Linked DNA regions of Homo sapiens: all the other regions are linked to region 2. Evidence: chromatin loops called from intact Hi-C (ENCODE). Cell type or tissue: endothelial cell of umbilical vein. All regions are shown on one strand. Region 1 overlaps ANTXR1 (ANTXR cell adhesion molecule 1). Region 2 overlaps ANTXR1 (ANTXR cell adhesion molecule 1). Region 3 overlaps ANTXR1 (ANTXR cell adhesion molecule 1). Region 4 has its middle 130 kb from the start of GFPT1.

Region 1 (8,000 bases), 130 kb after region 2:
TTAGAAATCTTCTTTCATAAAGACCTGGCCATCCTCCTGGACAGGGTTCACTTGTATACTTCAGGTCACATAGACTGGTCCAGGGTGCCATCCTTCAGCCATAGGGTGGATGCTCTGGCCCTGGGGGTCCTGGGTGGTGATCTGGCAGAGATGGCCCAATGCTCTCCAGGTGCCTCAGAAGATATGCCACATGACTGCCTATAAGCCATTGCCAATCCAGAATTCTACAACCCCTTTCCACTAGAATCAAGAGATTTCCTTAAAGACTGGCCATTAGTGGCCACTTCTGAAATGCAATGCTGTGTTTTGGTCCATACAACCAGAAAAATTAATCTTTGAAATTCTGGTTACTGAGGGGGTAGGGTGAGATATCTAATGATTAGAGAGGAATCTCCAAACCTCCTTTATCCCATGTCCAATTTCCTCATCGGTAGAGAATTTCTGCCGGGAGGAATTTATACTGGGAAGATGGTTAATGGGTACAAAAAAAATTAGAAAGAATGAGTAAGACCGAGTATTTGATAGCACAAGAGGGTGGCTATAGTCAATAATAATAAATAATAATTTAATTGTACATTTAAGTGTAACTTAAAAAGTATAATTGGATTGTTTGTTACACAAAGGATAAATGCTTGAGGGGATAAATACCCAATTTTACATGATGTGCTTATTTCACATTGCATGCCTGTATCAAAACATCTCATGTACCCTGTAAATATATACATCCACTATGTACCCATAGAAATAAAAGAATAAAATCAGGAAATTATACTAGGAGGAGAAGCAATGTGTTGGTGAAATAGGAACTTGAATTAGAATTGGGAAACTATTATTGACTCCCTGTTTAAGGAGCAAGAGTTTGAAGTAAATCCTTTTTGTGTTAATATTTCCTCATTCTCAAGGAGTGGCCCTATTTCACAGCCACAAATTAATTTGCATTCCTTTACTTATTGAAAAGTGTCACCCAATGATAATTCATACTTCCAGCTTTCTTAAAACATGTCATTTTCACTATACTTCTATCTGACTGATGTAAAGTTTATACCATTTTGATGTTCACCTGATTTGTTGATGCCAGATATAGGGAAAGATCCAAAATATATCCTTGGGTGTTGACAAAAGTCTACATCCATCAAAACTCTTGCTAATGGGCAAAAGCTGAATTTTCTGAAGAAGAAAATAAAATGAGAGCTTTAAAACAAAACTGGAGGCAAAAAGGCAATGACAGGCTTGCTCCTCTGCTAACAGCTGCCCTGTCGCTGCTGGGGTTTGTCACTTCATGTATGTAAGTGATCATTCTTTACACAATTATTTAAGCCTTGACCAAAATATACACCCTTTGAGCCACGCTGGAGATGTACATAGCCTGCCTCCTCAATCATCAAAGGTAAAACCACAAACTTCTAAGATTCTAGGAACCAAACTGGGTTTGTCTTCTCTGGGTTACCCTGGGATTCCAAGGGGCCTCAGCTGCTAAAGGAAAAAGAGAGTAAAGGGGTATCTCGATCTGCACCTTGGACTCCTTCTACTCTTTATTTCCGAAACTTCTTAACCCACACATGCAGGCATTGTCCTAGCGCAAGATCAAACCACCTCTTGGAGAAAGAAAGAGCCCTGTGTCCGCTGCTTATGGTTTCAGCATGGCAGCAAACTTGTTGGGGGTACTGCTTATATTTCTTTAACCCAAAGCCCCAGTGGCAGGAGGCTTACCTGTCTGATGCCACAGTCCTCTCCCCTGCCTCACCACCACCCACCAATCCCAGCTGACTTCCTATCCATGACCACTGGGACCTCAACCAGACCCCCACCCCGCCCCCCGCTGCCTTCTTGCATAGGGATGAATTTGCTGGGTCTATGACTCAGTTTAGACTTTCTGTTGAAACACGTATGTCTCACCTGCACTTGGCCTTGTAACTGATCTTCTGGTGTGGAAACTGCCCTAGTAGCTACTGCCAGAATAACTGACTCAGGGTAGTTCAGACCCTGGGCTTCCTCTCAATCCTGAAGACCTAAGTGGACTCCTGGTCACAACCAGGTAGGTGTTGGCTGGGGGAAATGGCAGAAAGTGGATCCAATTCCAGTTTCTTTCCACCCTACAATGTATAGAACATGCCATTTATCATGTCAGTCTCTTTATAAGTCAATGACCTTAAACTCTGGCTATGGAGTCCTGATACCATCTTCAGATAGTATGGCCCACCCACTCATTATCACCAAAGCTGCAGGTGGAAATTAAAACCTTCTAAGCCCAAATATAAATAGTACTAGAAAGTGTTCCATTGGACTCTGTTGTAGATTTTTTTTCCAGAACTGCCTTTAACACGTAACTGCTGGGCAAGCTGTAGTCACAGAGAGTTGCAGTGCCACGTTCTAGAAATCAGTGGATGTAAAAGGTCCCTAATTTCGACTCCATTAAATCCTAACTCAAATGCAGTTCTAGCCCCTGAAGGCTATTATAGGTCAACTTGGTCTCAGAATGGCACAGAGGGTCCAGACCTCTTCTTGGGATTTTGTGCCTGTGTTTCACTGCACAAATCTCAGCAGAATTTGGAATTCAAGTAGCCTCCCAGGAATTCTGCTTGAAGATAGTCTTACAGAGTTCTGTGCTTGAAGATTCTTTCAATACTCTTGGGTCCACTCAAAACCAGAGTCAATGTCCTCCCACACTACCATCTGACTTGGCCTTGGAGAAGGGCTCACTAGACCATGGGGAGGGAAAGCCACCAGTCTTCACTACTAGACCCAGAAGGTTGTTGCTGAAAGCAGTTCCAGAGTGTCTTTCTTATTTTTGTTTTACTATGCTCTCTCTTGTGTTTGGAACATGATAAGAAGTCAAGAAATTTTTGTGACATTGCACTCACTGTGTGTTCCCAGTGCAGGGTTCTGCATGGAACCTGACACTGCCCTCTGATTATTGTTTAATTACTTCCAAGGGTCTAATATGCAAAGAGTAGAAGCAAAATAAGAGCTCCAAATCTCATTCTGACTTGTTTTCTGAAGTGCATTCTTTTCTGTTTATGTGAGTTTCCAAACCTCCCTGTGGTTAAGCTCCTTAGAAAACACAGGCTCTTTCCATTAGCCACACATACAACCAGAGTCAGAAAGAATCAAGTTGGCCAAAATGAATTTAAATTATCCTCCCTTCTTTTGCACACAGATTAGAATAGAATAAAAGGGAAAAAGAAAGTTTGCAGTTGGAACCATCACCAAGGAGTCTTTTAATCCTGGAAGAGCAGAGCAGCTCTAAGGATGGAAATTATAAAACTGCCAATTTCTACTTGTCCTTAGCCCCACCCAGTTGAAGTCACTGATGTCCTCAGCAACCCACTTGGGTCCCAATCCTGGAAGGATACAGACATGTTCAGCAGCTTCAGGCGCATGTAAGTGGGACTCACACTTGATTCTGCTGTCAGAGACCCTGCATTCATTTGCTGTTGTGCTCCCTCCCCAGCTTCTTCCAAAGAAAAGAGTGCCCTTTAGAAGACAAGTCAGAATGAGATTTGGAGTTCTTATTTTGCTTCTACTCTTTGCATATTAGACCCTTGGAAGTAACTGAACAATAATCTGAGGGCAATGCCTTCCTCTGCTTCCTCCTAGCCTTGCCCTGTCCTCTGACTGCCTGGAGTCTTAAACCTGGCCCAGGCCTTCAGGCTTTGTCCTCCTATTACTGTTTCAAGTCACAGCCATACCTCCCTCTTGCTCAAAAAGCTTGACCTTGACTTTTGCCTCCACTCCAACTTCTTTAGACATCAATACAGACCCAAACCTAGTCACTGAGCACTGTACTTTGAGTTGGGGCTGCCCGCTCTGCTCCTGTCTGTGTCACAGAGACCCCAGGACAGGGTGCCTGGCCCCACTCGACTGACTTGTGATGAAATATCCTGTTAGTATATCTAACTGATGCCTATGGAAACAATGATTTTTAAGCTGCAGAATGGAATTTATTAGTGATTTGGGAAAGCAATGTCATGGGACATTGCTAACATTAAAAAAATAGAATAGAATAGAAATACCAGAATATACTGCATACAGTAACTAAAAGAATGTTATGTGTTAACTTTTGTTCAATTACACATAAGTATTGTATATGTACTGTGTCAAGATATAAAATGTATTTTTCTTGTGGATCATGATCAAAAAGGTATTACAGCAAAATATGCACTCCTTTCAACTCCACTCTGCCTTTTTCGACAGGCACATGCACACACACACACACAACACATGTACACCAGGAGAACCCTAAAAACATTTTCTGATATCAACTATTGGTACTTTTGGTGCAGATTCAACACAAAAGCACTGTTGTTAAGAATACAGACAATGGGTTAGTAACCCAAAAGGTATTTCCCATAATTGAAATGCACAGCTGCGGCTCCATTCCTCACACTCGCCAGATTCACAGAGATGAAGCCACAGTAGCCACTTTGCATCCCCCAGAAAGATCAAAGGGGGATGGGTCAACATCGTCGGGTGAGAGTGGCTGTGGATGATGTTACTTAGGAGGAAGTGACGCAGAATGAGGGCACCAAGGGAGAGGGTTTACAAATATCGTATCACAAAAGCAGCAGGTCCATTGTTGGAAATTTTGGGGGGGTGGGTAGAGAGGAGGGAAAGACAAACAAAAGGAAGAAAATAAAAATCACCCATCATCCCACAGCTCAGATAGAACCATTGCCTTCACTGCAATGATTTTACTTTCAGACTTTTCCCCAAGCATCTTCACTTTGTGTATTTACAGGTTATGGTCTCTGCTTTTTTCACTTAATGTCATTATGGTTATGAACAAATTTTTATTTCATTCACTAATCCTTCCCAACATCACTTGTAACATCTGCATTTTCTCCACTTTATAACTTGTACAATTATAACTTTATAATAGCTATAATTCCTTTTTGTACATTGAGTTGCTTCTACTTTTTCACCATTATAAAAGAATTCTGATGAATATTTTTTAACAATATCTTTACATACATAATGGGGGTAATATTTTGAACTTTGTACTGTGCTTTTCTCTTTAGCAACTGCACAGAAAGTGACCCTGGTCAGTCGGAGACATCCATCTGGCAGGAGCCACCCTGGAGCAGTGGGGGATTCTGTTTTTCCAGCAGTGATGCAGAAAAGGGGAAAAAGTTAACATTTGAAATTCAAAATATGATTTTTGCAGCAAGACAACTGGTTTGGAAGCAAGACTTTGTCAAAGAGAGATTTTCTAAATTCCTTTAGCAGTTAAAGAACAAAACTTGGAGGATTAAGATCACAATATAAGGAGGACATAATTTCCTCTTGTGTCATTTGGTGAAGAAATCCATGCCTTAGGCTGGCAGTACAGCAGAGGGACAGAAAGCCCTTTGCTATCTGAGGATTATGAAAAGAAAAGAGAGAGGGAGGGACAGATGCTAAGAATGAGGGGTTCATGTTTGGCTCTCTAGGAGCCAATTACCCTATAGACTGTCCCCACATCAACGTAATTAGACTGTGCAGTGAGGGTGGGCAGAGGAAGGACAAACTGATTTCACTATTGTTTTAATTTGGATGTATTTAACTATAAGCCATAATTTTTTCACATTTATGGTTCATTTTTCTTTGTATCAATTAAGATAAGCTACATAATTTGCAGAACCTAGGGTAAAATGAAAATGCAGTGTCTCTTGTTCAAAACTTAACAAAATTCAAGATGGCAAGATGGCCCTTAAACCAAGGGCCAGGCCCTTTGAAATGAGAGGCCCTGGGTGGCTGACTGCACAGGTCCCATGCCCATGAAGCTGACCCTGGTCTCAATATTTTTGGCCCATTTTATATTCGGTTGCAAATGTTTTCTTAGTCCAGGGGTGGGCAAGCTTTTTCTGTGAAGGGCCAGACAGTAAATATTTCAGGTTCTGGGGGCCATGTGGTCTCCGTGGCAACTACTCAACTCTGCTTTTTGTAGCACAAAAGCAGCTATTGATAGTACATGAACAAAATGAATGTGGCCGTACTACAATAAAATTTTATTTACAAAAACAGGCTGCAGGCCATAGTTCGCCAGCTTATGTCCCAGACAATCACTTTCTTTCAGACTCGTTTTTTTCTAAATTTCTGTATTCACTGTCATGTCTTTCTCACGACAAGATAATATACAAATCTGTATTTTTTTTCCTGATAGCTGAAGTTTTGGTGTACTTTGCTATTCATTTCCTGTTATTTATTGCCGATAATGCAGACTGGAAAAATTGCGCCTTGGGAGATATATGGAGGCATTCTTTGTGACCTAATAAATATTTCATGGGCATTTGAAAGGAAAGTTTATTCTCTGTAGGGTATAGGGTTCAAAATATATTTTGAATATATCCTTGAATGCTTAAGTATTCAGAGATGTCTTTCAGATTCTGCTGAGATACAGTTTTTATCTTCAGCAGTCAAAAAAATTGGAGTTATCTTAAACATTTCTCAAATATTGAAGCCCTGTTGCATTCCTAGGATAAATTTTACTTGGTCTTAGGATATTATTCCTTTACTATACTGTTAGTTTTTTAACAATATGTATTTAATTTAAAATTTAAAGTTTTTATTCAGAAGTTGGTGGGAAGTTTTGTGTATGAAGGTATTATCTTTGGTAGATATGGTTATTAGATCTATGCTAGCTTCATAAAGTGAATTGAGAAACTATTTTTTCCTGCTGTCTGTATGCGTTTAACACTAGTACTGAAATTTTCTGTTCCTTGAAGATGTGACAGAACTTTCCATGAAACCAACTGGTCCAGAATCGAAGGACTCCTTCACAGAGACAAATCCATCTCCTTCAAATACCCAGATTCTATTGGTGAGGGAAAGGCAACATTTGAAAGACTGAGCATTTTACCTAAAGGGATTTTAAAAAATCACCACAATGGACTATTATCACAACTTGGATTCAAAATTTATGGATTTCCCTCCCTCTTGCTACCCAGAAGGTGGACTTGGAAGAAAAGAGGAGTTTGGGAGCTAAGAATAAACCGCATCTTCTTGCATATGTAAATGTAATATGAGTGATTTTTGCTACCTCGCATAAAAATTTTACATTTTTCATTTTCTCTATTGACAATCCATTCTTTCAGTTTTATATTTTGCTACAAAGTCTCACTGATGGCCTTATTATTGACTTCTTAACTTTTCTAGAGCCATTCCTTCTGTTTCTTTTATGCCATGTCTTTTTCTTATATATTTTTTCACATATATTTTCCATTCCGATGTCAATATTTTTAGGTAATTTTTTCAGTAAGTAATACAATTTTAAAATGTGTATCATTTTAAAGCCTGACTAAGGAATTTTAAAATCACATTTCACTCAAAACCTTATAATTATTGAGCTTTTTTGGAACATTTAATGTGTAGAGTAAAAAAACTAACGCCAGTCTGAATCTCACTTTCCTTTTTGTTGAGCCTATTTTTTTTTCTTTGTTGGAAGAATGTAGACTTTTCTATTCTTATATTTTAAGAAATTATCGAAGATTGTACAAGTTGTAGACCATTTAAAAAAACTAATTAGGCTGAGTATTTTACCTAAATCTTCCAAATCTAAAGACTCCAATCTTTCTGCAGCTCAGGAAAATTATCTTCCTTTATTATTATTTTTTATTGTATCTCTTATAAGTGTTCTCTGTCCCCAGAATTGTTATTGTGTATATATCTATATCTATATATATCTAATATATATATATATTAGATATTAGATATCCTGGATCTAGTCTTTGACCTACTTTTCTCTTTACTCATTATTTTATTTTATTTGAGACAGGGTCTTGCTCTGTTGCCCTGGCCGAAGTGTAGTGGTGTGAACTTGGCTCACTGCAATCTCTGCCTCCTGGGTTCAAGCAATTCTTGTGCCTCGGCCTCCTGAGTAGCTGGGACAGCAGGCACGCGCCACCACGCCTGGCTAATTATTTTTGTATTTTTAGTAGAGATGGAGGGGGGGGGGTCTCAACATGTTGCCCAGGCTGGTCTCGAACTCCTGACCTCAAGTAATCTGCCCGTCTTGGCCTTCC
Region 2 (8,000 bases):
CTGTGTGTTGGGAGATGCATCTCCTCTCCTCTCTTACCAGTGACTTTAATTCTGACTTTATCCGTCTCTGTTCAGGCTGACATGAGGTAGGGTCAGATTTGATGACGATCATTGCATAGATAAAGGAAAGTCAGAAAAGACCAGGTAGAATCTGATCAAATTGAAATGTTACTGACAAATTCTCATTGAGTCAAACAAATTCCAGTTTTTATGTGCACTCCTGAGTTTGGCTGTTGGAAATAGTAATGATGGAAGATGTGGAGATGCAGTCAGCATAGTACGAATAGAGTAGAAAGATTGCGTGTTCTCAGGGCCTGTTTCATGCCTGGGAAGTTGAACTATTTTGGTTTTATGAATTAAGTTCAACCATTTGGGTCTCTGTAAAGCGCTCTCTAATAATTCATTTTATTTTTTTATAAATGGCTTTATAAATTGATTTTAGAAATTGTTAAAGTGAGATAAAGCACCTGATGAGTTTATTTTGCTTTTCTTTTTTCTCTAGCAGTATTGAAGTTTGATTCTTAATGTGTAGGCTTTGATCCTTGCCGTTGTGTTTGTCACTTGCTAACTCTACTGTTACAGTCTTGTGCAGTGGAAGAAAGGATGCTGTCATTCTAGTTCTCAACATGGGCACCTTTCCCACCTACCAGATGACGGCTGCACAGGCTCACTAGACGTTCCGTTTGAAGCCGCGAGTCAGGCCCACATGCTGCTTTAGCAGCAAAAGAATGCCAGGCCTAGTGATTCCTTGTGGTCCCCTGTTTTGCCTCTGTCACCTTGTTGAGAAATCCTCCACCACAACTTCACATCTCCCCTCCTCATCTTTCTTGTCTCCTCACTCTGTGACTGGGACTGGTTAATAGGATAAGCTGTATAGACAGGCTCATTGTTGACAAATGCTCATCTCATGGCATGAGAAATGGAACAAAACAGGGGACTCGTTTTTGGCCCCTTTCTTCTTAAGTTGTATTTTTGTGTCTCCGTGTCCTTTTTGCATGAGCTGAATGCAGGGCACTTCCTGCAAGTCCTCTCTGCCGAAGGGCTGGTCTCTTGCTGCAAAGGAGACACTTCCTTGACACACAGGCATCTCTGCTGTTTAGACAAAGTCCAAGAGAGCTGCTTCAGATAACTCCTTTATTAACGAAATGAAGCATTTGTCCTCTAATTTTAATTAGCTCAGTGGTTTCAAACTTTATTGAGTATCAGAATCACCTGGAGGGCTTCTTAAAACACAGCTTTCTGGGGTACACCCCTGAGTTCCTCATTAGTGGGTTTGGGGAGGGGCACTTGCATTTCTGACAAAGTACCTGCTGGTCTAGGGACCACACTTTGAGAACTGTGAATTAGCTTATTTCCTGGAGCCCCATACCTCTGTCAGATATGCAGGGGCTATGTTTAGCTTCAAGTCAGACATTCCCATGAGTGTTCTGTTGAGACTTGCTTATAGCTGATTAGAAAGACCAGCTTTGAAGCTGTTTCATTCTAAAAATTTTGGTGTCCCCGCTCCATTGTCAGGAACTCTGGGCTCTCCACTGCCTCCCGTCCTGTGTTGGGGAAGACATAGAACTATTTCTGGAGTAAATTTTCAGCTCTGCATGCAGGTACTCCTTGGCTTCCACTGATGTGAATTTGTGGTCATCTGCATACAAGGCTGGCACGGCCTGGATTTCTAGATCCAGCCCTGAAACAATCCCAGCCAGATGGCTCCCTGGGAATTAGGGACATGGATCTTATCTCTCTCTGTCTGCACTGTTAGCAACAAACTCACTGAACTGTGTTTATTCCTCTGTCTTCCGCACTGGACTGTAAGCTCTTGAAGACATGGGCATACTTATCTCCTGACACACAGCTTAGTGTTTGTTACTCGGCCACTATTTCTGGAATAAATGAGTGTGTGTTCCTGAAAAGGGAGGGATAAAGGAAGCATTTCTGATTATAATAAACTTCCTTGCCTCTCAAATAAGCACTTAATACATGTTACAAGATTCAATTCTGGTCTCTTAACCCTCCATATAAATGTTTCTTCAGTAGTTAAGATGCTGAAAGTCCCAACTGCCAAGAGTGGGCTGTGATGCTTGGATGCATTGCGTCATGGGAATCTAATCAGAGTCACGGGTTGGCCTTACGGTTAATTGTGCCATCTTATTAGATACCACCTATACCCCCTTTCATCCCCTAACCCAGGCTTCCATGTAAATTCACTTGCCCTGTGATTATAGACTCCATTTTCCAGTTTTGTATCCGAAATTCATTTCTAAGAAGACTTTCTGAAAATTTGAAAACTACACGCACAGTCTGTTTTGTTCCAACACAGATATGTAACTTGTGACTGTTCATATGTGGTAGTTAAACAGGGCATTAAAATCACTAAACTGCAAAACTGTGCCAGCTCAAAATATGATTTTTGCAAGGTAAAGGAGAAGGTAATGTACATTTTTCGTCTTTTGTTCTTCATAGTCAACTTCATATAACATTAACCATTACACATTTAAAAGTGTGAGGTGACAGTATTCGGCGCCACTGAGTAACATCAGGTGAATGTGAAAATGCTGCCCAGCCACCAGTAGTGACCTGGGGAGGAATATGCAGAAACCAGGCATACCTCATTTGCTTTCTCACTTAGGTGTGTCCTTGTGCAAGTCCAGCATGTATGGCGCTCCTGAATGCGTGTTCTTTTCCTCATTAAAAACCTTTTACATAGCACTGTCAATAGGAGCGTGTGTCCTGGTTCGAAAAATGCAGGGGTTGAATGAGGGAGGAAAGCCTTCAGCCTGTGCAGGAGATGTTTGTAAAGATATAAGAGAAGATGAGATACTGTGAGAGCAATGGGCATAAAGAAACCCAAATGAGCTTCCTCAGAGACCATGCTGAAAAACCAAAGAAAGGAGAATGGAACTCACAGGAGCCACCAGTTGCCTTAGAGGGGATTAGAGGCATGTGTGATGGAGTGAAGAAAAGGAGGTAATGCCGAGAGCAGCAGAATAGTACTTTCATGGTTTTCAGTCTTATTTGGAACCACGCAAATTGCTTTTTTTTTTACATGAAAAGAGGAACCTGGCAACACAACAAAAGCTGAAATTCTATTTTAAGCCAGTGCAGAAGGAATAACAAGACGCTGAGTCATAGCCATCTCCCCTTGTGTTGTGACACTTTGCCCTAAGAATGTCCTTCCTTCCGTCTTGTTTCTGTAGCTCAAAGCCACGGTGCTGCATCAGACTCACGTCAACTAAGAAACTTCACCTGTTTATTTAAAAAAAATCAAGGTAAAGAGCCATATTTACTGAAGTATGTTTTATTAAGAATTTAAGGTGTTTAAAACGGTGGCATTTTTATTGAGTTTATTATTTTTTAGCGTTAGGTTGGCACAAAAGTAATTGCAGTTTTGTCATTCCTTTCAATGGCAAAAACCGCAATTACTTTTGCGCCAACCTAATATATTATTTTGTAAGATCGCACAGTTTTGAATGTTCTGCTCTGAACCCATTTCCCCCATTAGTCCTATTATTTTCATGGGCCAAAATTCCATAATGCAGTCATATCTTCAGGAACACATTTCATGTTACAGGAGAAATGGTGATACACAGAGAATTTTCAGTGTATCTGCTATTTAACAATTATTGTTAACTTTGGACAGAGCAAAGGGAATAGTGCTGACAGGGACTGACTTCCTCATCCTTTCTCTGGTCTTTTGTGCTTTCCATGTGTATCATAAAATCCCAAGGGCCCAAGTAATAAATAATATTCCTTGGGTTTTTGGTAATTTGGGATTGTGAGCTCATGTGTAGTAGGCATTTACCTATGGAAATTCTATGAGGCCTGGGTTGAGGGACGAACCTGCCAGAGGTTTCAGGTTTCCTCTTGCAGATCCCTAAGCATTTCCAAACTTTTTCTCAGCTTCCAATTTACAAAACCTCAAGTAGTGTAAGTTTGAACTCTAGACCTCTCAGAGGTTATGAATTCTTAGGGACACAAACATACACACCCACATCAAACCCATAGCCCATCTTTCACTCAAGGCTTTAGGCAGCTTTAGGCAGAAGACTCAATTTCAACTCCCAAACTTTTATGGGCCCATGAAAGGCTATTAAGCCAAACATCTAGGTTACTGAGATAAGAAAATCTCAGGCAGGAAGCCACTGCTTTAGGGTCAGATGACCATCTGATTTCCAGATCCTGCTTTATTTGGGCCCTGGAAACATCTCCTATTTTCTCATGAGCCTGGCTATGCATTTAAGGCAACTTCTATTCTATTTTTTCCAGGAATTTTTGTTTTTCTTTTGCTGTGGAGTCTGCTGCATTGTCAGTCAATAGTAATGGATTTTTTTTTTTCCACAAATGATGACTTCCTGCACGCTCAGAGGTTAGCTCAAATAAATGTGCCTGTATTTAGATGACAAAGGTCTTTTTTGAAGCCTTTGATTTAAAGCACTGTATGTCCTGGGGGACTTCTGGGTTGATCTCTTAAAGCCGGCTCAACTGCTGCCCCCCTGGCCTTTTAAATTCTGCATGAGAAGCCACCAGAACAGAGTTATGTATAGAAGAAATGCCAATCCAGATCTGAAAAGCCATCTAATAAGGGCTTTAATGTCACAGCTAGAAGGAGATGCTTGCTCTGACCCTTTTTACATTCTAGCCTTCCATTCTGGCTCCCAAACCTTGTAAGTATTCTTTTAATTGAAGTCAAGAAATCAAGGGAAAGTAGGCAACTTGATATGGAAAACATCCAGGAGAGATGAGATGCTAGTTGATGGAGGATAAAGGAATCTTTCCACTGTATAGACAGCATCAATTGAATAGAGACCTCATGACTGATTGGGGTGGGTTAATGCTGGCCAAGGACTGCCTGAATCCAGTAATTTTACACTGTAAAAGTTTAGCAAAGGATGGTACCAAGGGTGTTAATTTGGAATGTGGTACCAGAAATTTTCAAAGAAATGAGGTCAACTTTTTTTCCCTCCAATTTGGAACTCAGATTTCAAATGATTTTTGGTCTCTCATCTCATCTCCCTTAAGACTGAGACTATTTAAAAGGCCCAATTCATCACTGTCTAAAGTGAGAGTTGCAGCAGGAGCTTTACCATTAGTCCACAGGGCCTAAGGGACTCACATGGTAATGTGAGAGAATGGCTGTGCATGGTCTCCATCAGATGGTATGCCAGTGTCACTGCAAAAGTCTGTGAAGTGAAACAGCAAAATAAATCCATGATTTCAGATTCCCTGAGGCTTGAAGGAGCAGCCTCTGGCCTCTGCCTGGGTTACGGGAAAGCCGATTTTTAGACACTAGTAGTGTCAGTGGGATCTGAGCAGGGCACAGAAGGAACAAGGGTGAGTTGATGATGTTCACAAGATGTTCAAGCTTGTTGATATTGATACAGCCTCCAGGGAGGGCACAAAAGAGGCTGCATCTTAGGATCCAGGAACCTGCTCTTTTAGCTGCTTCAGCGTTCTCTAGGACTGTGTTTCCCAAATAGTATTTGGCAGAATACTGGTGTCCTTCCAGATGTCAGTATGTTAATAAGTGTTTGGGAGAGTACAGGTAGTGACAGGCCAAGGAAGAGTTCTAGGGTCAAAATAAATTTGAAGAGTCACATGCAAATTATCCTATTAATGACTCTGAGAAGTCCTGCAGTAAAGGCAGTGATTCAACTTAGTTTAAGGATGTCTTTAAAACTCACTGTCTAAATACCTCTTGTTCTGAAGTGCCCCTATTCATACTTGCAGGGTATGATTGCCCTGACATAGTTTGGAAATGCTGCCCCTGAGTACTTGTATCATATAAAAACTCCTCAGATGGTTTCAGTATGCAACCAGGTTTGAAAACCACAGACCAGGGAATCTTGAAAGGGAGAAGCAGATTCACTCAAAGAAGGTACGAATATGAGGAAGCAGCCTTAGAGACAATATGGTTCCAATTTTCTAGTTTTTCACACGGGGGAAATTAAGGTTAAAGGATTGGACTAATCCTTTAACCAGAAGAGGAAGATGCGGCATTGAAACCCAGTCGACTTTGACAACAACTCGCCTCTTTCCATTTCACCGGCAGGCATAAGCATGGGGGTTGGGGGTTATCAGGCAGCCCACAAAGGATGAGGGAAGCCAGAGATGAGAAAAAAATGGGTGTGTGAGGTGTGTGGTGTACCTGCCCTCCAGAGGTGAGGGCAGGTCATGGCAGAGCTCTGTGTGCTAACGAGAAATAATCTTGTCAGCTGTAGCCTGAGGCGTGTCCATATGGGAATGGGTGGAGGCTGGAACAGGATCAAGAAGGCACAATCAGTATTAGGCCCAAGATGCCTGCATCAGAAGTTGCCTGTCCCAGTTGTGTTTTTATTAAACTGTCAGTAAATCCTTTTGGTGATGTTAGGCTTGGGTTGTCTGGCCCTACAAATTAAATGTTATTCTTAACGGTGCGAAGAACATTATTTTAATGCTTTATTTTTATTTCCACTTAAGGTATATCAAGTTTTTGATTAATTTTTGCCCTTTGCAATTTGTCATTGGAGATGTCCAGTGGGCTTATTTGTTGAACTATCCTTGAAATTCAATTAAATGAATTAAAAGTGATCTGTTACGTAATTCTTTAAAAGCTGTTCATAAGATACCTATAAGGCCACTGAAAACAAGACAGGGAGAACAATTTTGTTTATATAGGAAAAAATTCTGAATGCATGGACATGAGCCTCTCCCAAAATACTGAAAAAAAATTGTTGTTATATGAACAGAAATACAGTGATTTGATTTGACCTAAATAGTGTGGTGTTTTAACTAGTTGGATTGCAGAAAAATTGCAGCTTTAAAAGCAGGATTTTTTTTTTCTTTTTAATTGTGGTTAAAAGAACTTAATATAAAACTTATTATCTTAATTATTTTTAAGTGTACAGTTTAGTAGTGTTACATATATTCACATAATTATGCAACTAATTTCCGGAACTTTATTTTTTTAAATAGTGATGCTGTCTCACCATGTTGCCTAGGCTAGTCTCAGACTCTAGGGCTCAAGTGATCCTCCTGCCTCGGCTCTTCCAAAGTGTTGGGATTATAGGTGCGAGTCACTGTGCCCTGCTCAGAACTTTTTCATTTTGCAAAATATGCTAAGATCTTTTCACTTGGGGTTTCTCATATACCATTAACCTCTCAATAAAATGGGCCTATTTCTAGGATTTTATTTAAGAAACTGATTTGAATGTCCTTGTTATATAATATTAGATACATATAAAATATTGCATATAACATACATGTAAGTCATGAAATAGGATAATACAAACCCCCATGACACAACCACTCATTACAGTTCCATAGGTCTGTGGGCTCCTTCTGCATCGAACACTCTTCCCCTAGGAAGACTTAGGTTTTTAGTTTGATTTGGAAAATACACAAATTATAATATGTACTAGGCACTGTACCATATTTTGGGATTAGTTTCTGTGACTAGTTTCTCCTCGCCATGGAGGAGTTCATGGTACAGATTCTCCTCGATGTATGATGGGACTATGTCCAGATTAAACCCATTGTAAGCTGAACATGTCATAAGTTGAACATGCATTTAATATAGCTAACCTAGTGAACGTCATGGCTTAGCCTAGCCAACCTTAAATGTGCTCACAGAACACTGACATCAGTCTAAACTTCGGCAAAATAGATAACACAAAGCCTATTTTATAATCAAGTATTGACTATCTCATGTAATTTATTGAATACTATACTGAAAGTGAAAAACAGAATGGTTGTATGGGTACTTGAAGTATGCTTTCTATTGAATGCACACAGCTTTCATACCATTACAAAGTCGAAAAATTCTAAGTTGAACCACCATAAGTTGGGGACTGTCTGTACAGTGAGAGATATATACATAAATACTTGTGATAGAATGAGCAAATGCTCTAAAACAGGTGTGAGAAAAACGCCATGGAAACCAAGTGAGATAGCAGCTGATCCTCCCCAGGTGAGGAAAAGGTGTGCAGGATGCTACTGAAATGGACTGAACAACAAGCTGGACTTTGAAG
Region 3 (8,000 bases), 120 kb after region 2:
AATTAAAAAGATACGTGATAAATTTAAAATGTCAACATATTGGTAATTTCTACTGTTTCTCAAGTTAGAAAACACGATAAAAGCAATAACACAAAAAGCTGAGGTAACTGTCAAAGAGCTTCTTCAATAATAATTTAGGCTTTGATAGTTTTCCTCTGAGTTATATCAAACTTTGAACAAACGTTTGCTCTCTTTATTAGTTAAGCAATTCTGCAGCTTACAGCAAGATTGCCTACTCATTTTTCCAAGCTCATGTAATCCGTTTACTCCCAAACTGACAGAGATTGTATGAAATAAAGCCCCAGAATACTCTCAATATTAAATATTGATAAGTAATATCTTTCAGCTTAAATCAAACCAGAAACACAATAAAAACATAGCAAACCATGATAAAGTTTATTGTAGGAATGTAAGGTTAGTTTTTCATTAGAAAATCTTTTATTTATTTATTTATTTATTTATTTTTGATACAGCACACTCTGTTGCCCAGGCTGGAGTGTATTGGCATGATTACGGCTCACTGCAGCCTTTACCTCCCATGCCTCAATCGATCCTGTCACCTCATTCTCCTGAGTAGCTGGGACCACAGGGGTGTGACAACATGCTTGGCTAATTTTTAATTTTATTTTTTGTAGAGATGGGGTCTCCCTATGTTGCTCAGGCTGGCCTTGAACTCCTGGGCTCAAGCGATCCTCTCACCTCAGCTTCCCAAAGTGCTGAGATTACAGGTGTGAGCCATTGTGCCAGGCCCATTAGGAGAGCTTTTGATTTAAAATTTTTACAGACAGGTCAAAGGAAATAGAAGAAAGATATAACTATTTTGATATGGCAAAAGGGTATTTAATATAACAACTATTTCAGATAAAAAGTTTTAATAATCTCGCATTTGAAGAATCCTTCCTTAACAAAGTAGATAAAATGTATGAAGTTAGCATCCAATAAAATGCATAATTGTAAAACCCAATTGGGAATTAAAGTCTGAAAATTTTAGAATGTAAGAAGATACACAGGAAGATATACTAGCTATAAATATTAGAAAAGAAGACAGAATTAATCACAGATACTACAATCACCTTATTGGAAAACCACTTAAAAATTAACTGGAAAACTATTAGAACTAATAAAATGTTTCATTAAAGTGGTGGGATAAGAAGGCAGATGTGGTGGCTCACACCTGTAATCCCAGCACTTTGGAAGGCCGAGGTGGGTGGATTATTTGAGGTCAGGAGTTAGAGACCAGCCTGACCAACATGGTGAAACCCCGTCTCTACTAAAATGCAAAAATTAGCCTGGCATGGCGGTGTGCACCTGTAATCCCAGCTACTAGGGAGGCTGAGGCAGGAGAATCGCTTGAACTTGGGAGATGGAGGTTGCAGTGAGCTGAGTTCGCACCACTGCACTCCAACCTGGGTGACAGAGCAAGACTCCCTCTTAAAAAAATAAAAATAATAAAAATAAAAGAAATCAACAAAAAACCTGTTAGAAACCTATTGTTTTCCCCAAAACTAATGTTTCTGAAGCTCTTTTTTTGGCAGGGGATGGGGATGGGGGCTGCATGCATGGTCTTTTCTACAGAAAACCCACTGACATGCACGTTTTTGTAAATCATTTTATGGAGTTCAGTAGAAGCCCATGGATCACAAACTATAGGTTCACCAGTCAAGAGTGAAGAATGACAGTTTGGAGAATACAACAGCAAAGCATTTCTTTCACAATGGAGGCAACTTAAAATGCCTGGGAAAAAAATGTTGACAATTAGACTAATTTGAAGAAAAAAACAAAATCGTACTGAGGGACGTAAACGAGACATGGTATATCCCTAAATAAGAAAATAAGTATAGAGAAAATGCAGCGCCATTGCTGCTGAGTTAATCTGTATTTTTCACACAGTTCGAGTGAAAATCCCAGGGATATCTGGGAACATAAAAAATTATTTAAAATGTATGTGGTTGGAAAAATCCAGTAAAGACCAAGGAGATTTTCACCCAAGATTAGAAATGAGGATAGATTGGTCCTCCAGATGTTAAAACTAATTAAAACAATGTGATCCAACTATAGAAACAGACAGAAAAACAGAACAGAATAGAAAATCCAGTAATGAACCCAAGCCTAGCAAAGAGTTTAACTGTTCAAGTTGTTGGTAAAAGATTATTACACAGTGGTGTGGGAAGAACTGGCTAATCAATCGGGGAAAGAAACACTGGATGTTGACCTTGTACCTTATATCATAATAAATTCTAGAAGAAGTACTAATTTAAATAAAAAAGAATCAAAAGTACTGTAAAGAAAGGTAGTAATAAAAAGGACAATGGCAGCCCAATTACAGTTATAAATAGGGGTGCTAAATTTCTGAATAATATTAAAAATACAGAATTCAGATATACATTAAAAGAATATATCATAACCAAATGTATACAGAAATACTAGAATGATCCAATATTTAAAAATGTTTTTTATGACATTCAGTGTACTAGTAGGTAAAGGAAAAATATCACCATCTTAACAAAAGGCAAAATTGCATTTGATTAAATTGAGCATCTATTTTTTTTTAAATGAATAGTTGAACTTCCTTCACGTGGTCTTATTTCTTATTTCTAAATGATGACACATTTGAAGTATTTCAATTAATGTAAGAACAAGACTCTCCTTGGAGTATCCAGGGACTCATATGCAGTAGTTAACATCATTTTATTCTAACAGTACTTAAATTGACATTGTATACTCTATTATACTAAGGAAGTGACCTGCAAACTTTGTTACAATCTATCAACTATTTAAACTGATGAAGCCAGGAAATCTTGGAAGAGCAACATGATACAGTACAAAGTACAGGAGTTGGACCAAATTTAGAATCCAGAATCAGAATACTAATTTGGCAGATTACTAGCTATCTGACCTCGGCAGGTTACCTAAACTTTTTGAACCTCAGTGTCCTTATCTGTAAAATTGAAGTAGCAGCAGCCAAGATAGAGTATGCTTGCTACTGCCTATATCACCTGCTGATTACAACAGAAAAAGCAACCAAGTAGACTGGAAGGTAAACAAAACTGGTGGACTGGGGAGGAAAATTTAAACCTAGAGAAATGACCCACACTACCATGAGGTCCAGAATTTCCCCCCCCAACTCAAGTAGCTGCAAACTCCCCAAATATGGTGACAGACAAGTTTATAGATTCAAGAAGCTCTGCAAAGTCAAAATAGGGTACCCTGAAGGAAAACCATGCCCACACAAATAATCAAACTGCTAAGAACTAAAAAAGAAGAAACTGTGAAAACAGAGAAAAACGACACATTCCATATATAACAATGATTCAAATGACCGCATAGTTCCTTCCCATTAGAAAATAGAGTAACAATGGTTATATGAGGATAAATAAAAAAGGATAAAGTGCTTGCAGATAAAAGACACAAATCGTAGGCATTATTATTCTAATTGGAGTTTCTTTACTATATCTTAACACATTATATTTATTTTCCATTCTATTTTTTCATCTTCTCATAGCTTTACCCTACGTGTATTTGATCCCAAGAACTGAATGCGAATACAGTCATTCCTTGGTATAGGCAGAGGATTGGTTCATGATCCCTGAGTATACCAAATCCATGCACTCAAGTCCTGCAGACAGCCCTGCAGAACCTGCATATACTAGAAGTCAGCCCTCCATATATGTGGATTTTGCATCCTGCGAATACTGTATTTTTGATCTGCATTTGGTTGAAAAATACCTGTGTATAATTGGACCCATTCAGTTCAAAATGTTGTTCAAGGATCAGCCGTATATCTTTGATATTATTTCTTTTGATTTACCCAAAACTTTTGCTGAAATGAAAGTCTTTGCCAATTCATGTCTTGCTTTTGAACAAGTTTTTCTTAATTCTATAAGGTCTCTCAAGTATTATACAGGTATCTTAATGGACCCTTTACTGTTTTATAGGGATATTGTGACAATCAAGTGAGATAGAAAAATACAAATTCCTGTGCCCAACTAAAACACTGCAAGTCATATATTTCAGAAGCAGTACTAGCTTGGAAGATCTGAAAGCCTGATTCTTTTAGCCAGTCTCCTGAGAAAGAGTTTCAGAGAGATCTTGCCCACATTTCTTCCATAGGCTGATGAGGTTGGGGGTGTGTCCATAAACCATGCTGTGCTTTCCCAGCTGACCTAGGCCAAGCAGTCACCACATGAAATCCACACAGCCTTCAGCAAGGCATTTTTGGCTGTTGTTTGATGCACATTTGACCCATACAAAATGCTGCTTCCAGCAAACCAGGGACTCTACCCTCTGTTTTCTCTTCAGAACAGGAAACTAGCAGTAGTGACGTTAAGGTACACAAAAATTAGATTCCCAGTAGATTCAGAGGATGACTAATTCCAACAAGCATAACAAACCACAATGGGTCTGGAAGACTTGGCATTCTGATAGTGTTTATAAATCCCTGACCCCTCTGACCCTGTCAACTTCCCAGAAGCTGTGAGCATTAGCACACAAAGCACCTGCAAGTGATGTGTGAACCTGGTCTCTTGGCCAAACTCTTATGCATGGGGCATGGACAGCATGAAGCTGCACTAGGAAGCCTCGGGTTGTAGGAGGATGTGAAGAACAGGCGAGAGGGGTGTTTAGCTCCCCATCGCAGAACAAAAAACATCTCTGCATAAGGGGTGGCATCATCTAAAGACTGAGCAAGATGAGGAGTCTTGAGATGGCCAGAGACACCTTCTCAGAGCTTCTTAAAATCCTTGGCCAGTATTGAAGGCAAGTCACACAAGTGTCTTGGATTTTATGATTCTCTGTTGAACAGAAGGCAGCAAGGTAAACTGGAAAGAATGTGGAGCCTGGGTCTGGTCTGGGTTCTGTTTGCTATTCTTGGGAAGGTGACATGGCCTCAGTTTCTCCTTCTGTTAATAAGGGATCAGAAACTCCTGTTTTTTTGAATGAAATGCATGCATATAGTAGATCAGGTTGAAGGAGTAACAGGATTTGAAAACTCCTACATGGTACAGAGCACTCTTTCTGTTACAAATCCTAACAAAGTCATGGGAAAAAAAATAGGGACTAGCTCAAGTTTGCTGACTTCAGCTAGAAAATTTTACTCTGTCCTGTTAGTCCTATATTCATTTCTATAAGAACGTTAGAGAATAAAGTCTTCCTGCCCCCCCTGTACTGGCCCTTCCTCCTTTTCTTTTTCCAACACATCCATATATGAGTCTCCCAATAATCCCACATGTGTTCCCCATGGTGCTTCTCTCATGTGGGCCATCTCACTATTTAAAAAGTGTACAATTTCATAAATGGGGGAAGACTATCCTCTCCACTCTCTAGTATACCATCCTAACTATGAATAAATGACATGACTCTGTTATTGCTAGTTTTCATCTGCAAGTAAAATGTGGCAAATCCTAAAATACTTTTGTTAAGCTAGATCTACCTAGTTTAACTTCTTTGTATCAACAACATTCTTTTACACTATTTAAATTTCCTTTTATTTTGTGGTACCATAAGCCCTCCCTTTCTACTCCCTTCCTGGGTAATTATGAACAGTAAATATTTCAAGCTCTTACCTGTCTCACAGTGCACTTGTATCTGAAACCTTAATCCAAAATAAGTCTAACTTAAGTAAAAGAAAATATAGTCCCCCAATAATATGGTTTGCCAACATTTCGCTCCAAGTTAGCAGATGGAATCAACAATCAAATGTGAGATTTATCTTAATGTAATTTCATCATTTATAAAATTTCACCAATATCAGGAAATTCTATCAAAAGTAACTGAAGAGTGAACTAGCAGCAGGACCCATGTGCCCATACGTAAGGTTAAAAACTTAGGGTAAAAGAAGGAACTATTAGATTAAAGTGATCAACAGGTCAAGGCTGGCACCAGAGCACAAATCTCAGGGCTACTCAGGAAGTGATGGACTTTTTAACAACAGAGATAAGAAGTATCCTTACCTGTCTTCTGTCAGTTTCATTAAGGTTGTTCCTCGGGTGGAGAAAACAATAAAGGACATTCTCAACTGTGGGCTGGAAAGGAAAAGAAGCTCTATTAGGACAGACAATAAGACTGCGCATGCCACTCCCTTCAGGCTCCCTCCCTGTCCTTCCCTTTCTATCACGGCTGCCAGAACTGAAGACCCATAACCCACAGGGGGCCTCCTAGGCTGGTGCTGCGGGTGTTGATTAGCCAGCAGTGGACTTGAAGTGTGGGTCAAAGAGAAGACACACTGGATCTTCCTGAGGCTGCTTCTGACCTGATATCATTGCTTAGTGAGTGTGGATTACGAGTAAGAATGATAAACTTCATTGTTGCCCTGTGTTCTGTTTGAAGTGTGTCCCAACAAGGGGACCAATCTGTATGGTGTCTATAAAAGGGGATCCCGATAGGTAAAATTTGATAATGTTTCCACGGTAGCCTGGTGTATTCTCTAATGATGAGTTGCAGCTTGATGCCATCAGCTATTAACATTATATAACAAACTCCCTTTGATCTGAAAGTGGGATCACCATCAACTTTTAATTTCTCCTTGGCTTCCCAAGGAGATTATCCTATAAGGAGAGAATGTGCTGACTGGTCATAAGAATATCTATTCCACTTGGTAGTCATACTTCTCATTATTAATGAATAAATTGGCATGGTTTTTATATGGCAGTGCTCAGGAGCATTCTCAATGTAAGAGTCACACTCTGGAGACAGAAGCACTCTCACCTGAGGACGAACTTGTTTCTCAGTCTGCAAGATGGACCATCAGACTGCAGTGGATTCAGCAATGCAATGCCGTTCTGTGTGTCCAACTTGTTCTTCCGTCATAGCATCAATCTATTTCTTCACAATGCAATAACCTCCCACACCTGATCGGGCTCTGAACCTTGTAGTTCCAGTTCCCCAAGTGTTTCTCAAACCTGCCTCACTTCCCGTATCTTAGCTTAGGATCCTGGCCTCAATCGTCTGACCACTACAATTTCCTAGCTGGCGTCTTGCCTAGGAAGGTTCTTTGCTCCAATTCACTCTTCACACTGCTCCCAGAATTATTTTCCTAAAACAAAAATTAGAACCTGTCACTTATCTGCTATAAAATTTCCAATGACTCCTACTGTCTCCAGGATAAAGTCTGCATTTATTACCACATGGTAATAAATGCCTGATGCATCTTTGGAAGCCCTTGGCATGGTGTTTAATATTTGATAGGAGCTCAGGCAATACCTGGTGAATTGAATATTGGTCCCTAAAACAGATCTCAGTTTTCTGTCCATGACCCCGTGCTGCCTGGGACTACTTCCCCAGCACTGGGGCAGCAGGACACCATGTCCTAAATGATAATAACAACAATCATAATGATTATAATAATATAATAATGGCCAACCTTACTGAGTTCTTACCATGTGTGAGATCATAGTGATTTGCACGTATGATCTCATTATACTTGAACAACTGTATGAGACTGGTACCTATAGTACCAATCCTGATAGTTCATATCAAACTAACAGTTCCTATTTTCCACAAAAGGAAATTGAGGCCCTGAAAGATGAAACAATTTCCTTGAGGTTACACAGTGGGGGAGTGGCAGACCTGGGGCTTGAAGTCAAGTGTTTTAATTCTAGAACTTGGGCTCCTAACTGCCACATTATATACTGCTCCCCTTCTGTCAAGTTCAGCTCTGGAAATAATAAATTTGAAATGTGGAAAATAAAGGTCTCCAAGAGGCAACTGGCATATAAGTCTAGGCTAGAGGCATAATTTGGAAGTCCTCAGCGTACTGATGTGGGCAAAGTTGTTCAGAGAGAGTGTCAGCAGTGAGGAGGGAAGTGAGCCAAATACAAAACCAACACTAGTATGGGAAGGGCTGGCTGAGGCCAGTGAGATGGAAGCAGAATGAGAGCCAGTGGAGGAAAGAGTTTCAAGGAAGGATAAGTCTGGATCCAATGAAACCCCTGCATCCAGTGGACTAAAGGCTGCAGAGTGCTCCTGGATTTTTCCTCTGGGTCATCCCTGGGTGAGACCTTGGC
Region 4 (8,000 bases), 92 kb before region 2:
TGCCATTTGTGTGTCTTTTGGGAAGTGTCAATTCAGATGTGTTGCTCATTTTTAATTAGATTATTAGATTTTTTCCTATAGAGTTGTTTGAGCTGCCTATATATTCTGATTATTAATCCCTTGTCAGCTGGATGGTTGGCAAATATTTTCTCCCATTCTGTGGATTGTCTCTTCACTTTGCTAATTGTTTCCTTTGCCTTGCAGAAGCTTTTTAACTTGATGTGTTCTCATTTGTCTGTTTTTGCTTTGGTTGCCTGTGCTTGTAGGGTATAGCTCAAGAAATCTTTGCCCAGTCCAATATTCTGGAGAGTTTCCCCAATGTTTTCTTTCATAGTTTCATAGTTTGCCAACTTAAATTCTTTAATTCATTTTGATTTGATTTTTGTATATGGTGAGGTCTAGTTTCATTCTTCTGCATATGGAAATCCAGTTTCCCCAGCTCTATTTATAGAAGACTGTCCTTTCCCCAATGTATGTTCTTGGTATTATCATTGAAAATGAGTTCACCGTAGATGTATGGATTTATTTCTGGGTTCTCTGTTCTGTTTTCTTGGTCTATGTGTCTGTTTTTATGCCAGTACCATGGTGTTTTGGTTACTATAGCTCTATAGTATAATTTGAAGTCAGATAATGTGATTCCTCCAGGTTTGTTCTTTTTGCTCTGGAGAGATTTGGTATTCTGGGTCTTTTGTGCTTCCATATAAATGTTAGGGTTGTTTTTTTCCTATTGTTGTGAAAGATGTCATTGGTATATTGATGGCGATTGCATTCAATCTGTAGATTGTGTTGGGCAGCATGGACATTTTAACAATATTGATTCTTCCAATCCATAAACATGGAATATCTCTCCATTTTTTGGTGCTGTCTTTCTTTCATTAATTTCCTTCATTAATGTTTTATAGTTTTCATTGTAGAGATCTTTCACTTGTTTGGTTAATTCCTAGATATTTTATTTGTAGCTAGTGTAAATGGGATTACTTTCTTGATTTCTTTTTCAGATTATTCACTGTTGACATGTAGAAATGTTATGAGTTTTTGTATGTTGATTTTGTATCCTACAACTTTACTGAATTTGTTTATCAGCTCTAATAGTTTTTTGGTGGAGTCTTTAGGTCATATCATCTGCAACAAGGATAATTTGATTTCTTCCTTTCTAATTTGCATGCCCTTTATTTCTTTCCTCTTGTCTGATTGCTCTAGCTAAGACTTCCGAGGCAGTATCCTCTAACAAATGGGAGTGGGCTTCTTTTATAGTCCCAACAAGTGTAGGGGAATCAGGGTCCCACTGCTTCCTTAGTAGGGCCCCGAATTTGACACAGGAGACTTCCTGGTGTTGGGAATTCAACCCTCTCTGAAGCTCCACTACTTTCTTTTTTTTTTTTTTGAGGTGGAGTCTCACTCTGTTTCCCAGGCTGTAGTGCAGTGGCATGATCTCGGCTCACTGCAAACTCTACCTCCCGGGTTCAAGAGATTCTCCTGCCTCAGCCTCCCGAGTAGCTGGGATTACAGATGCACACCACCATGCCTGGCTAGAGATGGGGTTTCACTATGTTGGCCAGGCTGGTCTCAAACTCCTGACCTCGAATGATCCCCTGCCTCAGCCTCCCAAAGTGCTGAAATTACAGGCATGAGCCACCACGCCCGGCCAGAAGCTCCACTACTGTTATGATGAAGTCCTTAGTTGGATCTCTGCTCTGCTGTCCTCTACCTGTAGCAGGTTGGGGTTTCCTTAAATGCTACCCAAGAGACCTTCTAGTTTTCTTATTTTTCCTTGAATTGATGATGAATGACACTGAGTCTGTCGTATCTTTCTTCAATGAATCAAGTCATAGCAATGGCCCTCAAATCCCATAGCCCTTATATTTACCATCTCTTATACCTTTTGAATACCAGATATATTGCACCAGCGAGTGCATCTCCCTCCACTGGTTTCCCATCCCAGCTCACCACCTGTGAAAATTTTAATAACTGCACCACAACAGGATTCTAAGGGCTCTCCATCCCCCACCTACCACAGGTGATGGGGTCCCCATTGCCCAAGTAATTGCTGTAAGTGATCTAGAATTCAATGAAAGAGTCTGCTTCTAAGGACTATTTCTGATATCAACTGTATTTGATCCCTGGGAACAGACACAGAGTTGGTGAGCTGTATTAGGAAATGCTCTCAAGAGATTAGAATTAAAGAAGGAAAGATTGAGTGGAAGGAGAAGCTGATTTGCGATACAGTTACAATGGAAGCCTCAGCTGACCTCTGGAGCTGGCATGGCTGTTCTGAGTATTCCCCAATTTGGGGAAAGGGGTCCAAGCCTTTGTATTAAGCGCTAGCCAGTCACTGGCCATGGGCCCACCCTGGGAGGGGCATAAACTTGGCTAAGGCCAAGAGCGAGTCCTAGTGAGGGATGCAGCTGTGAGCTGCCAGCAGCTGCTATTCCCAGTAGCTGGGGGTGGGTAGCAGGGGAAAATACCTTGAAGAGGGGATCAGAGCAAAATACCTAAACTGTCCTTATACATTTTCATAATATTAAGTAAAAAATACAAGGTAGAAACTTGTATTTATAGTATAATTTTAATTGTTAAAATTAATATACATAAAAGTGACTAGAAGAATTAAAATGCTTAAGAGGTTTTGTTTTGGAGCTGGGAAAATGAATGAATGACGTTCATTACTCACCTCTCACCACCTGTATCTTATACACACATAAAAAACCTTAGAATACTTAATTGAAAACACAAATTTCCCCACTGATTCCTCTCTATGGGCTGTTCAAATCAGTTAGAAAGTCAGCCTTAGTACTCCTTAGTAGATGGCTGGGTGAACAAGCTGTGATACATCCAGATAATTAAATATTATTCAGTAATTAAAAAAAGAAATGGAATATCAAGCAATGAAAAGGCATGGAGGAAATTTAAATGCATACTGCTAAGTGAAAGAAGCCAACCCAATAATCCTATGTACTGCATGATTCCAGCTATATGGCATTCTAGAAATCGCCAATTATGGAGAAGTTAAAAAAAATCATGGAGGCCGATGCAAAAGGATCTCTTGAGCTCAGGAGTTTGAAATCAGTCTGGGCAACATAGTGAGATCCTGTCTCTACAAAAAATAAAAATAAAAAAATTAGCTGGGCATGGCAGTGTGTGTCTGTGGCCCCAGCTCCTTGGGAGGCTGAGGTGGGAGGATTGCTTAAGCCCATGAGGTTGAGGCTGCAGGGAGCCATGATTGGGCCACTGCACTCCAGCCTGGGTGACATAGCAAGACCTTGTCTGAAAAAAAAAAAGATTAGGGGTTTACAGGGTTTGTGGGAGAGGAGGAGGATGGATGAATAGGTGAAGTGCAGGGGATACTTAGGGCAGTGGAAGTATTCTGTACGATACGTGGATGTGTGTGCGTATGTCAAAACCCACAGAACTGTACAACACAGAGTGAACTCTAATGTACTAGACTATGAACGTTGGTAAATAATAATGTGGGCTGGGTGTGGTGGCTGATGCCTGTAATCCCAACACTTTGGGAGGCTGAGGGGGGCAGATTGCTTGAGCCCAGGAGTTCAAGATCAGTCTGGGTAACATGGTGAAACCCCTTCTCTACAAAAAAATACAAAAATTAGCCAGGTGCGGTGGTATGTGCCTGTAGTCCTAGCTACTTGGGAGACTGAGGTGGGAGGATGCTTGAGCCCAGGAGGTTGAGGTTACAGTGAGCCATGATTGTGCCACTGCACTCCAGCGTGGGTGACAGAGCAAGGCCCTGTCTCAAAAAGAAAAAAGTAAATAATAATGTGTCAGTTTTGATTCATCAGTTGTAACAAATGTACCACACCAATGGAAGATGTTAGCAACAGGAAAAACTGTGTGCAGGGAATAGGGGATGTAAGAACTCTGCATTACGTCCTCAATTTTTCTGTAAACCTAAAACTGTTTCAAAAAATAAAGCACTAATTAAAAAAGAAGGAAAAAATAAAGTGAGCATCAGTTTCTATAATCTACTAGTAATGCCAGCAGTAGTTGTGACTGAATTAACAGATCACATGCTTAGCGGGCAGAAGAGAGGAGACCTCCTCCTCATAGACTGAACAAAGCCCTTTCTGGCAGTTGTGAAATATCAGAACATAAATCTACAGATCAACAGCTGCCTTGTTTATGACGCATTAATAGTTATCACAACAGCCTGACTCTTGATTCTGGAATCTTACTGTTTCCTCAGTGAGCCATGACCCAACCATTGAGTCTTGCTCTACGCATTCAAAGAATGGCAGGGGATCCGGTCCTGTGACAGAACACTTGATAAACGGATGAGACAAACTGGAGTTCAGTCTTCTGACGACTGCCAGGGCTGGCACTGTTTTTTCTTCTGGCACCTACCCCAAGTTCTTGGCATCGATTCTTATTTTTCCTCTCAAGCCAAATGCAAAAAGGACTTAACCTCAACAGACATAGATTGTGGAAGAATGTGCATGCGTTGAAAAGTAATCCAGTAAATTGACAAAGTTAATGAATTTTCAGAGGAATTCATTCAATACCACCCAGTGAGAGTCAGCACTTTGAATATTTCCACAAAGGCAATAGGAAAATGGGAATTTGTTTATTACCTTTGGCTCCTGAAAGAAAACATTGTCCCATACATAGCTTCCATGTCTATTGTTGATTTGCTTAAGCATTTAGAAACATTGAGATTCTTCATTTATAAGTTTATTTACTCATTACTTATAACTATTAATAGTTTTTTCACTGATTACTATGTGAGAGGCACCCTACGCATGAGATTGTTAGTGGAGAGGTTACAATAATATATGTTCTACTGTAGTATCAGAGTATGGGCAGCGGAAGGACCCTTTTTCTTTTTTTCTCCTTATTCCTGCCTTAATTAGAGAGAAGACAACTCCTTTCAGCCCTTCTATTTCTCTCTCCACTCTTTTCTGGGAGATGAGATCTCTCTGATTGGCAAGATTATAAGAAACTTCCATTCATAAGGCAGTGTTACTAAGGGATACTGTCACTGTTAATTAGAAGCAAGAAAACTTGGCATGCATTTGCTTTTATTTAATCCATTTGGAATTTATTTTTGTATGTAGCAGAGATAGGAATTTCATCTTGTTTTTCCCAACTACTTAGTCGTTTATTAAAGAATTAGTTTTGGAAATGCTATTATTATGATAAACTAAACTTCCATTTATTTACAGGTCTGTTTCTGAAAACTGTTCTATCATCATATATTAACTATAGTTGTCCATTTTCTTTTCTAATTAAAACTTAGAATCAGCATTTGAAAGTAGACATCTTACTAGTTTTTTTTTTAATTGGCACGAGTTGAGTTTGTAGATTGAGAGAGAACTGAATTCTTTTCAATATTAACTCTTTCCATTCAAGAATGTAGTATAGTTCTCCATTAAGAATATTTCATTAAAGTTTTATAGTTGTCTTTCCATAAGTTTTGCACATTTTTTGTTAGGTTTATTTATAGTTAATTTCTGGTTAATTTATACACACACATGCACACATATATATATAATTTTTTCTATTATGAATGAATGAATAACTTGTTTCCTAACTGATCATTGATAGTGTTTTCCATGTACCTGGACAACTCTTATTAGTTCTAATAATTTTTAAGTTGATTCCATGGAATTTTTAGATAGTAAATTATATTCAAATCAGTTTTTTCTTCCTGATAATTATAATTACTTTTTCCTTTCATTTGTTTTATTGCACTGGCTAGGACCAAAGGTGGACAATAACACTGATGGTTGGAATCTTTTTCTTTTTGATTGTAAAGGTAATATTTAAAAATATTTTATGTTAAGTATATTTCCTGTAGGTTCGTGGTAGATACACTTTATCAGGTTAATGATGTTGCTTTTTTCCTCCCTATTGCTAAATTGCTAAGGAAGTTAAATTTTTTAAAAAAACTAATCACACTAAGACATAGTGATAGGATCACTTTTCGTTTTTACTAATGGTCCAAGATTAAACAGAGATAATTCTCTTTTAAGGATCTCATAAAAGCAAATATTGAAGGAGCCTATAAAAACGCCGATCTAAACATCAGAATGCACTGAAAACCAACAGTCACAGAAGTAACATGTAGAGTGGCCAGGGCCTGTTGAGAGTGAGCATTTGCTGAGGTAGCTTTCATGGGGCAAGTGAAAGTGTCTGACAAGTATTGGAGGTGGAATCAAAATCTCCTGGAGCTTTGCAGTCTTATTTCTTGTAGTGATTACATCACTGGGGTCAAATATAACACAGGCACTGACAATGGCCAGAAATGCTCATAAACACCCAATTCTGCCCAGAGTGGGGAAGGCAATCTAGTGTATGGCATCAGAAAGGATTATTTGTGGCAAATGCTTACAATGCCCATTTGAAGTAGGAAAAAGTATTTCTCTTCCTGGAGAGAAGACTGGGACCTACATTACTCCCCTTAGGGATGGGTTTATTCACCTGAGGTTTGAGACCCACCATCTTGGCCACCATTTAGAAGAAGAGGAATTGAACAGAGTCCACCCCAGCCAGGAGAAGCCCCTTCCTGCAATGTCAGATCAATGTGGATGCTTCTGCCTCATCTCATTTATGAACCACACTTTGGGTTTGCATGGAATATTTATCTCCACAGGAGCTTGGCTGGAAACGCAGATTATCATTAATTTCACACAAGTCTTTTACATTTACAGGCGTCCTGTAAATAATGTTAAGAGTAAAACTAAGCAAAAAGACATGGACTCTGTATCCTGCAAAGTTGGGGTGGGATTCACAGGGAAGCGAATGTCACACAGTGCTTGTATTTTAAAAAAATGTGAAGTTAGGGCTGTATAGGGTTTCCTGGCTACTCTTGGGGGTGCACATTTTTGGAAGGGACTCATCATAGGTGGTTGACAGTTCTCTTGTCTTACAACTTCTTTTTCAGAAGAAAGTGAAATGTTTTCTGCACTCAGCCCTCACAACCAGCATTTCTTGTACTTTAAAAATCCTTTGTAAGAATGTAAACTACTTAACTACCCAAAGGAAAATGTATTTTATGAGTTGCATCTATTTTAATGTTTACAAAGAAGTCCCAACTAAAGATGCTGGCTAAAGTACTGAATGTGCACAATTAACTGAATATCTTTTAACAGAATCTTGCTTTCAGCTCTCAAGTGACTCAGAGAAAATTGTGTTAGCTCAGCAATTGCTTTATAAGTACACTGCGAAATGGCACTTAAAACCAAGTAAAGGAGATGCATACTTTCAAACTCCAAAAACTAAAATGTCCCAACTTAAGTAGAGAAGGAAGAATCTTTATAACTTAGTGACTACTTGAATTTTGAGGAAAAAAAGAGAAAGGAATAAAAGATTACAGTGGTGGAATCATAAGGCTTCTAATTTGTTTAGATATGATAACTTGGGATGGGGTGTGGTGATTGAAAAGAACACAATACAATTGTAGTCAGCATAAAAATTACAATACAGTTGTAAAGAGAATAAAAATCATGTTTGGCATACGCCAACTCTATAACCTTATACCAAATATATAGTAACTGTTAAGTGACACCTGGTTTATAATGTATTTAGATGGACAAAGTATTATTCTGATTGTTTTGTATCTAAGTGATACTCCACAAAACAGATTTATCTGAAGACAGATTAGTGAAAAACGGTGGATCTCAAATTCATGTTCACAGTTAGCACCTGATAAATGATCTTATTCCCGTTATTAATGGTTCCTTTGTTCAACTTAATGCATTGGATCATTACTCAGGGTTATTTCAAGCAATTTCATGACAAAGTTGATTGATCATGCAAACAATATGTAGGATTTTAACATTCTTTATACCACACAGAAAACTTTTTTCACAATTCTAGTACTTTTCTAGCTTTATTTGTTACACTTAAATTCAGTTAGAATTTATTTTGGTGTAAGGAGTGAGGTAGGGCTCCAGCTTTTCCTGTTTCTTTTCAAATTTCTAACCCATTATCTCAAAACCATTTACGATTGGGAGTCTGAGGCAGGAGGATCACTTGAGGCCAGG

The links. Hi-C counts contacts between places; a loop is a spot of excess contacts. Peaks named below come from ENCODE experiments on the same cell type or tissue, not always from the same donor. Only the 100,000 strongest peaks of a DNase experiment are listed, where the experiment ranks them.
Region 1: a loop joins it to region 2, with 8 times the contacts of the local background. A loop is called at or near these places in 5 of 110 quality-filtered maps.
Region 3: it touches region 2 in a loop (9-fold over the local background); 2 of 110 quality-filtered maps call a loop at or near these places.
Region 4: a loop joins it to region 2, with 13 times the contacts of the local background. A loop is called at or near these places in 2 of 110 quality-filtered maps.

The regions. Positions count from the first base shown.
Region 1 is chr2:69,028,975-69,036,974 of GRCh38, reverse strand. All of the region lies in intron 1 of ANTXR1 (ANTXR cell adhesion molecule 1), which reads right to left. Among named protein-coding and RNA genes, the nearest start is that of ANTXR1, 20 kb to the right of the region's middle. In endothelial cell of umbilical vein, no CTCF peak of the experiment used is centred here; no DNase peak of the experiment used is centred here.
Region 2 is chr2:69,158,352-69,166,351 of GRCh38, reverse strand. The region is part of intron 13 of ANTXR1 (ANTXR cell adhesion molecule 1); the gene reads right to left. Among named protein-coding and RNA genes, the nearest start is that of MIR3126, 59 kb to the right of the region's middle. In endothelial cell of umbilical vein, no CTCF peak of the experiment used is centred here; a DNase peak (open chromatin) is centred at 3,061; H3K27ac peaks cover 3,618 bases.
Region 3 is chr2:69,042,762-69,050,761 of GRCh38, reverse strand. It overlaps ANTXR1 (ANTXR cell adhesion molecule 1), which reads right to left. Exons shown (of 18, transcript NM_032208.3): 3 at 5,949-6,020. Among named protein-coding and RNA genes, the nearest start is that of ANTXR1, 34 kb to the right of the region's middle. In endothelial cell of umbilical vein, no CTCF peak of the experiment used is centred here; a DNase peak (open chromatin) is centred at 4,341; H3K27ac peaks cover 1,216 bases.
Region 4 is chr2:69,250,312-69,258,311 of GRCh38, reverse strand. It overlaps the pseudogene LOC100421347. Among named protein-coding and RNA genes, the nearest start is that of GFPT1, 130 kb to the left of the region's middle. In endothelial cell of umbilical vein, no CTCF peak of the experiment used is centred here; a DNase peak (open chromatin) is centred at 4,271; H3K27ac peaks cover 3,345 bases.